2 separate regions of the Homo sapiens genome follow, and region 1 is linked to region 2. The links are chromatin contacts, found by Hi-C or POLR2A ChIA-PET in ENCODE. All regions are on one chromosome and are shown on one strand. Each heading gives the region's core, a stretch centred on a gene start or an enhancer-like site at or near the end of the contact. The rest is flanking DNA. Distances are from core to core; before and after follow the strand shown.

Region 1 (4,869 bases), core at 1,094-3,593, 130 kb before region 2:
ACATAAAATTAAAATTAGAGAAGGAATTTGCATTTCTTAATTTTATAGTTAGACTAAAATATTTTATTGGAAATATTCCTTTTAAAAACTTCTAGCTAAATACTTTTCCAAAAAAATGAAATTTTAAAGATATGTTAATGGGTTATAATAAATAAAAGTTATAGTTGCTGTAATGAAAAGGTACTATAGTAAACCAGGCTCAAAAACACAGATTAATCAAGCTCTGTTAGTGATTATTTACTCTATTGTTTTACTACCATATATGCTTGAATAGGCTACCTTATTATTTTACTACCATATATGCTTGAATATCAGTACTACATTCATACTGAGTTAACATTAATTGGATAATATAGCAATTAAATATATATAGTTATGCATATTACTAATTTTAATTTATTTTCAAATTATGTGTTTTATTTTCTCATAAGAAATTGATAATTTTCATACCATATTAGTTTGCTAGGACTGCCATAACAAAGTACCACAGATTAGATAAATTAAACCACAAGTATTTATTCTCTCACCATTCTGGAGACTAAAAGTCTAAGATAAGGTATAGGTAGAATTGGTTCCTTCTGAAGGCCACAGGAAGAATTGATTACAGGCCTCTATATTTGGTTTGGAGATGGCCATCTTCTCCCTGTGTCTTCACATGCCTTCTCTCTATACAAATCTTTGTCCAAATTTCCTCTTCTCACAAGGGCACCCATCCAGCTGAACTCAGGCAAACCCTAATGATCTCATTTTAACTTAATCACCTTTGTAAAGATCCTGTCTCCAAATTCAGTCATGTTTGGGGGAAGTTAGCACTTCAAAATGAAATTTTTAGAAGCGGGAACACAATTTACTCCATAACACACACAAAATTCACAAATCAATATTTAGGAGACTTCAAGTAGCCATAACTTCTTTGAACTTCATAAAAGCAACAATTTTTTATGCTTGGTATACAGTGGCAGTTTTATTAATTCTGAACATTTAGCTATTTTTTTTTCTGAACTACTTTGGTTGTTACAGAATAGTGAAAACTAAGAGTACCACATTTGCAAAATACAAAATAATAGTATTTAAGATGATAGGAATATTAATGAAATACACAATAAGAAGAGTTTATACAGCTTTATAATTTTCATACTACAGTTTTCATACATCTTGGTTTTTCAGACTTTGAGATGAACAAATCAAGTTAAAAAGAACCCCAAAGTCTGGTCGTAAAAGCAAAAATAAACTGTTTCATACTGTGATCCAAGAGCATGGATCCAACAGGGAGTTCCTTGATCTTCCAGAAATAACTATTAACCTTAACTTTTTAAAGCTTGGAAATCTATTAGTAAATGTGTCTGATAAAAACCAAAATATTTCTGGGAAATATCACATATTAGTTTTCAAATCTTGCATGAGTTACATTATTTGATAATAGGACATCCTTGCTTGACAGAAAATGTAATTTCTTTAAGAATGAGAAAGCAAGTAGATTTTCAGTGTCTGTAAAAACAAGAGACTAAGTAGAATTTTCCCTTTCCTTTTTTGTGGGGGAAAACCAAAAAGGAAGCTAAAATCACCCAACACAGCACATCCAAAGATGTTCTGGTTTTTTTTCTTCAAAATTCATAAGATACTAAATACACGTATTTAATATGCACATTTGTGTAAATATGTATTATTAATAAAAATGAGACAAATAAAATTTAATTATTAATCAGATAAGAAAAAGTAAACAAAAGATAGCAATGTGAGGATTGTGTTATTTTGTCATTTGAGTTGATTTCAGAAAACTTGAGATCGGGAGATGGGGGGAAGAAAGGGGAAAAGTTTATTTCTTATAAGAAATAGTCTGTATTCAAAGTTGTAAGTTTTTTTTGTCAGAAATTCACCTCATTAAACAATTCAAATTTTAATCCTTCCTATGTTCTTAATTCCTAGACTTTCCTTAAAATGTTTTTTTTTAATGGTCTGAGCAGTTAATCGAATGCTTATTTTCAGATTTTACACAATTTCATGAATGACAGTGTCCAGTAGAGCACGGCTATTTCACTATTACTTTGAATCCATACACCAAAGAAATTCCAGACATTTCATTATCTTCCACATTTTTTTGAGAGTTGAAACGTGAAAGTGAGATGGAAAGATGGACAGCTGAGGAAGAGTAACCGTAAAAGAAGAGGCAAGCTAAACACAATAAACCTAATCTTAAACACAAATGCACACAGCTGTGCAGTTTTCAGGCCCCAGAAAACCTGTCTCTGTGTAATGCAATATGAAAGAAAAACATCCTTGTTCTTGGAGGCAACTTCTCCATTTCTTGTGCTTTCTTATTTAAATAACCTTAGATCACAAGACACAGGATACACTTAAAAGTACTTCCTCCTTTTCAATGACCTTTCAGCTCTGAAAGGCCAGGTGAAAAAAGGAAAAATATCAAGATGTCTATTTCTAACTCCAACTATTACCTTTTGTGGAGAATGTCATCTTCTTTGAGAGCCTATAAAGGTGAAAAGAAATGTATGCTAAAAAGTACCAATATATATAACTGATATATTAAATATTTGCAGTTTCATGGAAGTCCTTTATCTATTTAAATAAAGTTAAAGAGTGCCTAATCCAGAAGATATTCAATGTTTATGAAACACATTAATGAGTGAATTAATTAAAATGTATTTTTTCTACCACTTGGAAAATTTTATGTCAGATGACGAATAAAGTACATGGAAAAACTGTGTATTTTCTAGGTAAATGAAGCATGAATGAACAAGATATTTAGGTTTTAAAGGTCTTTATATCAGAAATTTTAAGCTGTCATAAAACGAACTTACAGGTAGTGAATGGTCTAGACGTTCAGCCTGAAATAAGCTATTTAACTTAGTACATATCCTGCCTGCTGTTGTAAGCAAATTCCATTCATTGACCTTCTTTTCTACCACTTTTCCTATCAGAAACTGAATACCTATTTGGAAAATGAGAACACATGAACCACTGATTATGACTGAACCTGGAACTCATTCCCACCACCTCCATTTCTGAGCAACAGAACATAGAAGAGCCCCACTAAAAACCACTAATCAAGGTCCTCAAATCCTTTGCATGGGAGCTCCAGCCAGGCAAGCCTAGGAGACGTATTGAGGTGCTGGTAGCCAATGCTCAGGAAAAAGAATGACTTTTGGGTATTTGAAGAATAGAAAGCTTCAGTAGTCACATAACAGGTTGATGTGGGACACACAGATGGGGAAGAAACGGAGGTAGCTGATTCATTCTTGTATTTTAATGCCTATCTGCCCTTTATCTCATGTACCCGGGAGACAGCAGTGCTTACCAGAATGCTAATGACTCTTTTATTCCTTTTTATGAACCACAGGAATCCCCTTTCTCTATAGCTCATCACCCACGTGCAAAAAAAAAAAAAAAAAAAAAATATGTACTTCCCTGCTCTAACAAAGAATTCAAACACACTTTTGCTTACTCTCTTGCACTTTGATGTTTGAAGCAAACAAAAAAGAATTTGTTCTCTCAGAGTAAATAACAACTAAAAGTAAAGAAATAAACGTAAAACTTTGCCTGCCCTCCTGCCTTCCCAACTTTATTTTCCTGTAAGCCTTCTAGGAATAAAAGAAAATAGAAGGTTACACATTGGTGCTGTTTGTCTTGTACACAAAATGCTAAAGGACTTTCATCTGCACATATGTGGAAAACCAACTGCAGTTAACATGGACATTTCCCCCAAAGGGGCAGTAGTTAGAGATCTGGATATGAAAAGCTGAGAAAAGCTGGAGGATGGACAGTGAGGGAGAGGCTAGGGGCTGAGGATACACTTAATACAAAGACAGTGACGTGTACTTGAGGATGCTATTTCCATATTGGCTACAAAAGTACTCCTCTTCCACCAGGCTTAGAGCAAAGTAAAAAATCAAGAAGTAGGTCCGGTGACATTGATAAGAGGAGTGATAGGTAAAAGGAACTGCCCGGAAAAAGTGAGGAATCAACAGAAATAAATGTCTGCCCATCTGGAAGTAGAGTTTCAGTCCCTACTTAGCCTTTCTAAGGGCTGTTTATTACTGGATTTATGTAGCATGATAGTTCAAATAAGAATTGTTCCTAATGGATCTGTTTTTATTTTACATTGGTTATTCGTTCATAAAGAATGAGTAGGTTATTATAAAGAAATTCTGTATTTAAAATGTCTGTAAATCAGGTAAGTGAATATGCTAAAAAATACCAAGTTAAATTATTAATGCCTTATATATAGTACTGATGTAAAAACTGAGGTAAAGACTAAAAAATAGACTTTTTCAAAGAAGGGATGAGATTAGAATTCCTAATCTCTGCATTTTCAAAATATGGCTATTATATAGCCTTCTTTATTCCTAAGTTTAAAAATGAGCCTAAAATCTCTAAAAGTCATGTTCACATATAACAATAATGATACAATAAATTAAATAAACTTTTTAATATAAAAATCAGAAACTCATAAATTATGCTATTTTGTTTGGTTCCTACCAGTATTAAATACATTTTAAATTAGTTTGCAGAGTTACGGGCACGTCACTGAAAAATATGGTAATTTGTCTTTATTATGAATTATTTTACCAAGAACAGCTGATGTTTTATAGAAACTAGTTCAACATACATTTTGAGTTAAAAAAAATAACTTGATACAATTATAGAAATCATCCAGAATCAAATCACAATTACCTAAACTCCTTAACTAATTATTTTTTCTGATAATAGACTGGAAGTTTTCACTCCAATTTTCTATGAGGGCTAGGCTTTCAATTTTATTTTATAAGAAATGTACATGAATGAAAATGTCATACAGTGGCATTTGCAAAGGTACTAGAAAATATAATTTATAAGACTATTTGTTTCTCATTT
Region 2 (4,941 bases), core at 857-3,356:
TCTTAGAAAACAAAGGTCATTCAATGAAAACAAATGGCTATGCATTCTGGAAACTTAAGCTAATAACTTTTGTTATTATTAATTTTTACCTGATCTACGTCACCTGCTTCTTTCATTTTTCTTTCACAATAATTTCACTTTTAATGATTCCCAACAAACTTATGATAAGGGTGTGGTTTTATGCAATAATCACTGTTTTGTTAACTCTGTGTTTACTGATGCTGTGACTTAGTACATGAATTGCGCAGGACATACAGTGCAGTGGAAGGATCACTTGTTGGGCAGTTGGAGGATGCAGGTCTTTGCTGTTGTTAGCCCTTCTTTCTACTTGACTTTGGCTGCTCAGAAACCCCTCTGATTCTTGCTTTGTTACTTGTGAAACAGAGGATGAGGAATATCTAACTCCAAAGCTGAAATTAAGATGAGATTAAAAAAAAAAACACGTTTTACAAATTGGGAACAGCTACGAAACAGGTACAGATTATTATTATATTGACTCTCAAAGCACAGAGATGAGTGTTTATCAGACAAGCAAACACATAAAATGAAAACAAATGGACAGTCTGACTAGAGTGAGAATTTCATTTCTTCAGAGTTTTCTATTGTGCATCAGATGTTTCTTAAAATGCAGAAATCTTCACTTTGAGTTTTAATAAAAATATATTTGTATGCGGCACTGTGAATATTTAAGTTGTAAGATAGTGGATGACATACCTGTTTTGCTAACTCAAATATCATAATCCAAAAATAATACCTGTGTGGGTAGTTCAGTTTCTTCCTATAATGGGTATTACAGAGTGATTCATAGAAAAAAACACAGATTGGCCTATATGTACATGCAACATATGGTTAAGTAAGTCCCACCTAAGAATTGTTTGCTTCCTTCTGTGAAGAGCCATCTCACTCCTACGTGAATGGTAGTTGTTTTCCTCTCTTCCTGCTTCTTGCAACTCTCCCCGCCTACTCCACCCGCAACCATCCTCAGTTCCAGCCCTGTCTTCTTTGCCCCTCCAGAGGCCATGGGTGCCTGGGTTTTTCATACCCTGCAAAGTTACAGCAGGGGAGGGAGGAACAATTTTATGATTAAAACATTATAAAATATTTATGATTTATTTCTGTATCTATCTATATGTTATTTATATATTTTATATTTACCCCTATTGCTAATTATGTGAGTGATTCATTCACATTTTAATATTTTAAAATATTAATTTGCAAACCAACACAAAGAATCACTGTAAGCCATGTTAAAAGGACCAATTATTTGATTTTATTTAGTTCCCTTCTGGAAACTGCTGAATTAATTTACTATTTCAGGTGAAGACTAGTGTAACAACAAAACATGGAAGATAAAGCTAAAATTTTTAGTCCCTTTGGAAATTGAGTTTGAATTATTATTAATTTTCTGATATTTCCTTATTTTATGTTGATTGTGTTGTCTTCCAGAATCATGGTCACCCTCTGTGTGGTCAAGTTGCCTGTATTTTATTTACATTGTCCGACTGATGTTATCCATTCCCCTCCTCCATACGTGCAAGTAGTCATTGCTTGCATTTTTATACTTCACTTCCTAATTTTAGGGTTGACTTCTTTTCTGCTTCATTGCAATTATTCTTCATAAACCTCTTCTCCTAGTAAAAAATTAAATAATACTTTCTTCCCCCAGAGTTTTGATATCTTTTACTGGTTTGCAGAGAGGTACTTTGTCTATCAACTTGTTGCTCATCCAAGTTGAGCTTCTTTAGTGCTTTAATCTTCCATCAGAAATCATCTTTCTTTGTATCTTAATCATTTTTCCATCATGTCTCTGAACTCCTTCCAGCTTCCCTGCACCTTTTGGATAATGAGAAGCCTGGGTCTGAACACCAGGTGCAGTCCCACCAGTCCTGTTTAGGAGGGTCCCATTACCTCCTGTGCTGCTATGATGTTTTCTTGTTCCCCAAGGTTCTCATTAGAATGATGATGCGTGTTTCTACAGGCAGAGAGTCAGGCAAACCGCATCGCCCCCATTTGCCTAAGCTGCCTTCTGGCTAATTCTTTTTCCATCGTGGAAATCTCAGTTTCAATTTCTCTCTCTCTTTCACTATGACTCTGTCTCTCTTGTTCTTTATAGTATTTATTTTACTCATTCTGCCTGACTCAGATCTTATTCATGTGTTTATTGACTTCCTTATTTTTTTTTCTATATTTCATCAGACCCATTATCTTCCCAGTCCTATACTTTCATGCTGGGTTGATAGTAATCTCTGTCATTCTGACTGCATGTTCATCCATCTCTTAACCATATCAATTTCGTTCACACTTCAATGGTAAAAAAAACACGTATTTACTTGTATTTATATAATGCCTTACCTTTTTGTTTTCTATCAGATCAATAAGTAGCTTGACATTATCCTGTTAGGCTTGAAAACTCAATTTTATCAAAGTGGAATTGAGATATATATTATTTTCAGTATTACTGTTTGCAGTTCAATAAAATAACAGTTCAGTTTTTAATCCACAAATGATATAGTTCATGGAGAGATGTGGTAGATATGATACCTCTGGAGTAGTTACCGTAGAACTTATGGCTTGTGTTTCTTGAACACTAGTTGGTCATTCTCTCTTCCTTCACTTCCTTCTTTCCTATCTTTCTTGCTTCCTTCCTCCAGTCATATAATGGTTACTGAAATCCTACTATCTGCAGGACAGTGTGAAGGAAAGAGTATGCACTGGTATTAGATAGCCTGCTGTCAAAGTGAATAGCTCTGCAGCTACATCAAATCATTTACATTCTGTCACTGTGTTCTCACCCATAACTGGAGTGGAGTTCAGCACTACGATGATTAAGTGAGAATAAGACATCATTTTATTCACAAATTAGAAGCCTAGTTAGAGATAAAGCCATAATAAATTTTTGGATAATATTGAGAAGAACCTTGACCACTTGAAAAGTTTGTCTTTCTTGTTTATAAAACAACACATGGCTCCCCATTGCCTACCAAATCAATTGCATCAAAACACCTTCAGAGTACACATGTGGTTTGTATATGACCAGAGGATGGAAGTGACAGAAGATGGAAAATAATGTAATGGTTCATGAATTAGGTAATAAAGACAGATGAGGACTAGAGTTAGAGGAAAATTTGAGTCTGGCACTTTAGATTTGGGAACCAATTTTAAAGTCAATGACTGTTAAAAAGGGGTAGATTCTGTCCTACCACCTGGAGTGTTTTCATGATTAATCCAGATTCCTTATCACCCCTCTTTGACTTGCTGCAATGAAAAATTTGAAGATGATGGCCTGGAAACTGCAATTTAACACCCTCCTCTACCCTTACTGACAGTTGATTTATGTGTTTATACTAGGTTACAAATTTTTAGCTGAAAGTGCAGCCAGTCATTGTCAAAATAAGAGAATATCAGGGTCTAAGATAAGTATGAGGAAAAAACAGACGAAAGGGGTTGAGGAACTAAAGGTGTTGGGTCCCACCAGTAGCTGAGGTGATGGTAAAGAGAGTGATGTGGGTAACAAAGCAGTTAGACACAATAGACACAGTCAGTGAGAAGGGGAGAAATAAGTCACAATGAGGAATTTGTGGAAAGGGCCAGAAATTCTGAGTTTCTGATCTTAGTGAAACAGAAAAAATTCTGATGATATATCAGGTGAAATTCACCTCTGATATTTCATGTATGTTCTTTTCTATTTTCCCTAAGTGTTGGCTGGTCTGAGAAATAAAGGGACAGAGTACAAAAGACAGAAATTTTAAAGCTGAGTGTCCAGAGGAGACATCACATGTGGGCAGGTTCCGTGATGCCCCGCAAGCCGCAAAACCAGCAAGTTTTTATTAGTGATTTTCAAAAGGGGAGGGATTGTACGAATAGGGTGTGAGTCACAGAGATCACATGTGTCACAAGGTAATAAGATATCACAAGGTAAACAGAGTCAGGGTGAGATCACAGGACCACAGGACCAGGGCAAAATTAAAATTGCTAATGAAGTTTCAGGCAGGCATTGTCATTGATAACATCTTATCAGGAACTAGAGTTTGAGAGCAGACAATCGGTCTGACCAAAATTTATTAGGCAGGAATTTCCTCGTCCTAATAAGCCTAGGAGCGCTACAGGAGACCGGGGCTTATTTCATTCCACAGCTATGATCATAAAAGACAGCCGTCCCCAAAGCGGCCATTTTCGAGGCCTCCCCTCAGGGATGCATTCTCTTTCTCAGGGATGTTCCTTGCTGAGAAAAAGAATTCAGCAATATTTCTCCTATTTGCTTTTGAAAGAAGAGAAATATGGCTCTGTTCTGCCCAGATCACTGGCAGTCAGAGTTTAAGGTTATCTCTCTTGTTCCCTGAACACTGCTGTTATCCTGTTCTTTTTTCAAGGTGCCCAGATTTCATATTGTTCAAACACACATGCTTTACAAACAATTTGTGCAGTTAACGCAATAATCACACGGTCCTGAGGTGACATACATCCTCCTCAGCTTGCGAAGATGATAGGATTAAGAGATTAAAGTAAAGATAGGCATAGGAAATCACAAGGGTATTGATTGGGGAAGTGATAAATGTCCATGAAATCTTCACAATTTATGTTCAGAGACTGCAGTAAAGACAAGCGTAAGAAATTATAAAAGTATTAATTTGGGGAACTAATAAATGTCCATGAAATCTTCACAATTTATGTTCTTCTGCCATGACTTCAGCCGGTCCCTACGTTCAGGGTCCCTGAATTCCTGCAATAATGATACTAATCCATGTGCTTTGGGCGACTGAAGTGAAAACGTGAAGACTGTTGGGTGTTGTTGAGGAGAAGAGCTACACCTCTGCCCAGCAGAGCCTTTGTTGGCTTGTTTTGTTTTGCTTTGTTCTCCCCAAACAATGTTGATGTATGTACGGCATAAACTGATGCAATTTATTTACTTATAAGCCTTGCAAAATACAAGTAACAAGAGAA

Evidence for each region. A loop is a pair of places that touch in the nucleus more often than their neighbours do. ChIA-PET counts read pairs that join two places held with the same protein, here RNA polymerase II (POLR2A). Pooled maps may share reads with other maps.
Region 1: a loop to region 2 is called in a map with no recorded cell type, with 4 times the contacts of the local background. The contact joins two enhancer-like sites. A Hi-C loop is called at or near these places in 4 of 37 single-sample maps with no recorded cell type and 4 of 50 pooled maps. POLR2A ChIA-PET finds 5 or more read pairs at or near these places in 1 of 52 experiments (activated CD4-positive, alpha-beta T cell).

Annotation. Positions count from the first base shown.
Region 1 is chr7:85,287,910-85,292,778 of GRCh38, reverse strand. No RefSeq gene overlaps it. Among named protein-coding and RNA genes, the nearest start is that of SEMA3D, 100 kb to the right of the region's middle. Within about 2 kb of position 2,343, at least 2 of the 41 ENCODE cell types and tissues checked have a DNase peak (open chromatin) inside an H3K27ac peak, as active enhancers do.
Region 2 is chr7:85,157,581-85,162,521 of GRCh38, reverse strand. All of the region lies in intron 1 of SEMA3D (semaphorin 3D), which reads left to right. Among named protein-coding and RNA genes, the nearest start is that of SEMA3D, 27 kb to the left of the region's middle. Within about 2 kb of position 2,106, at least 3 of the 41 ENCODE cell types and tissues checked have a DNase peak (open chromatin) inside an H3K27ac peak, as active enhancers do.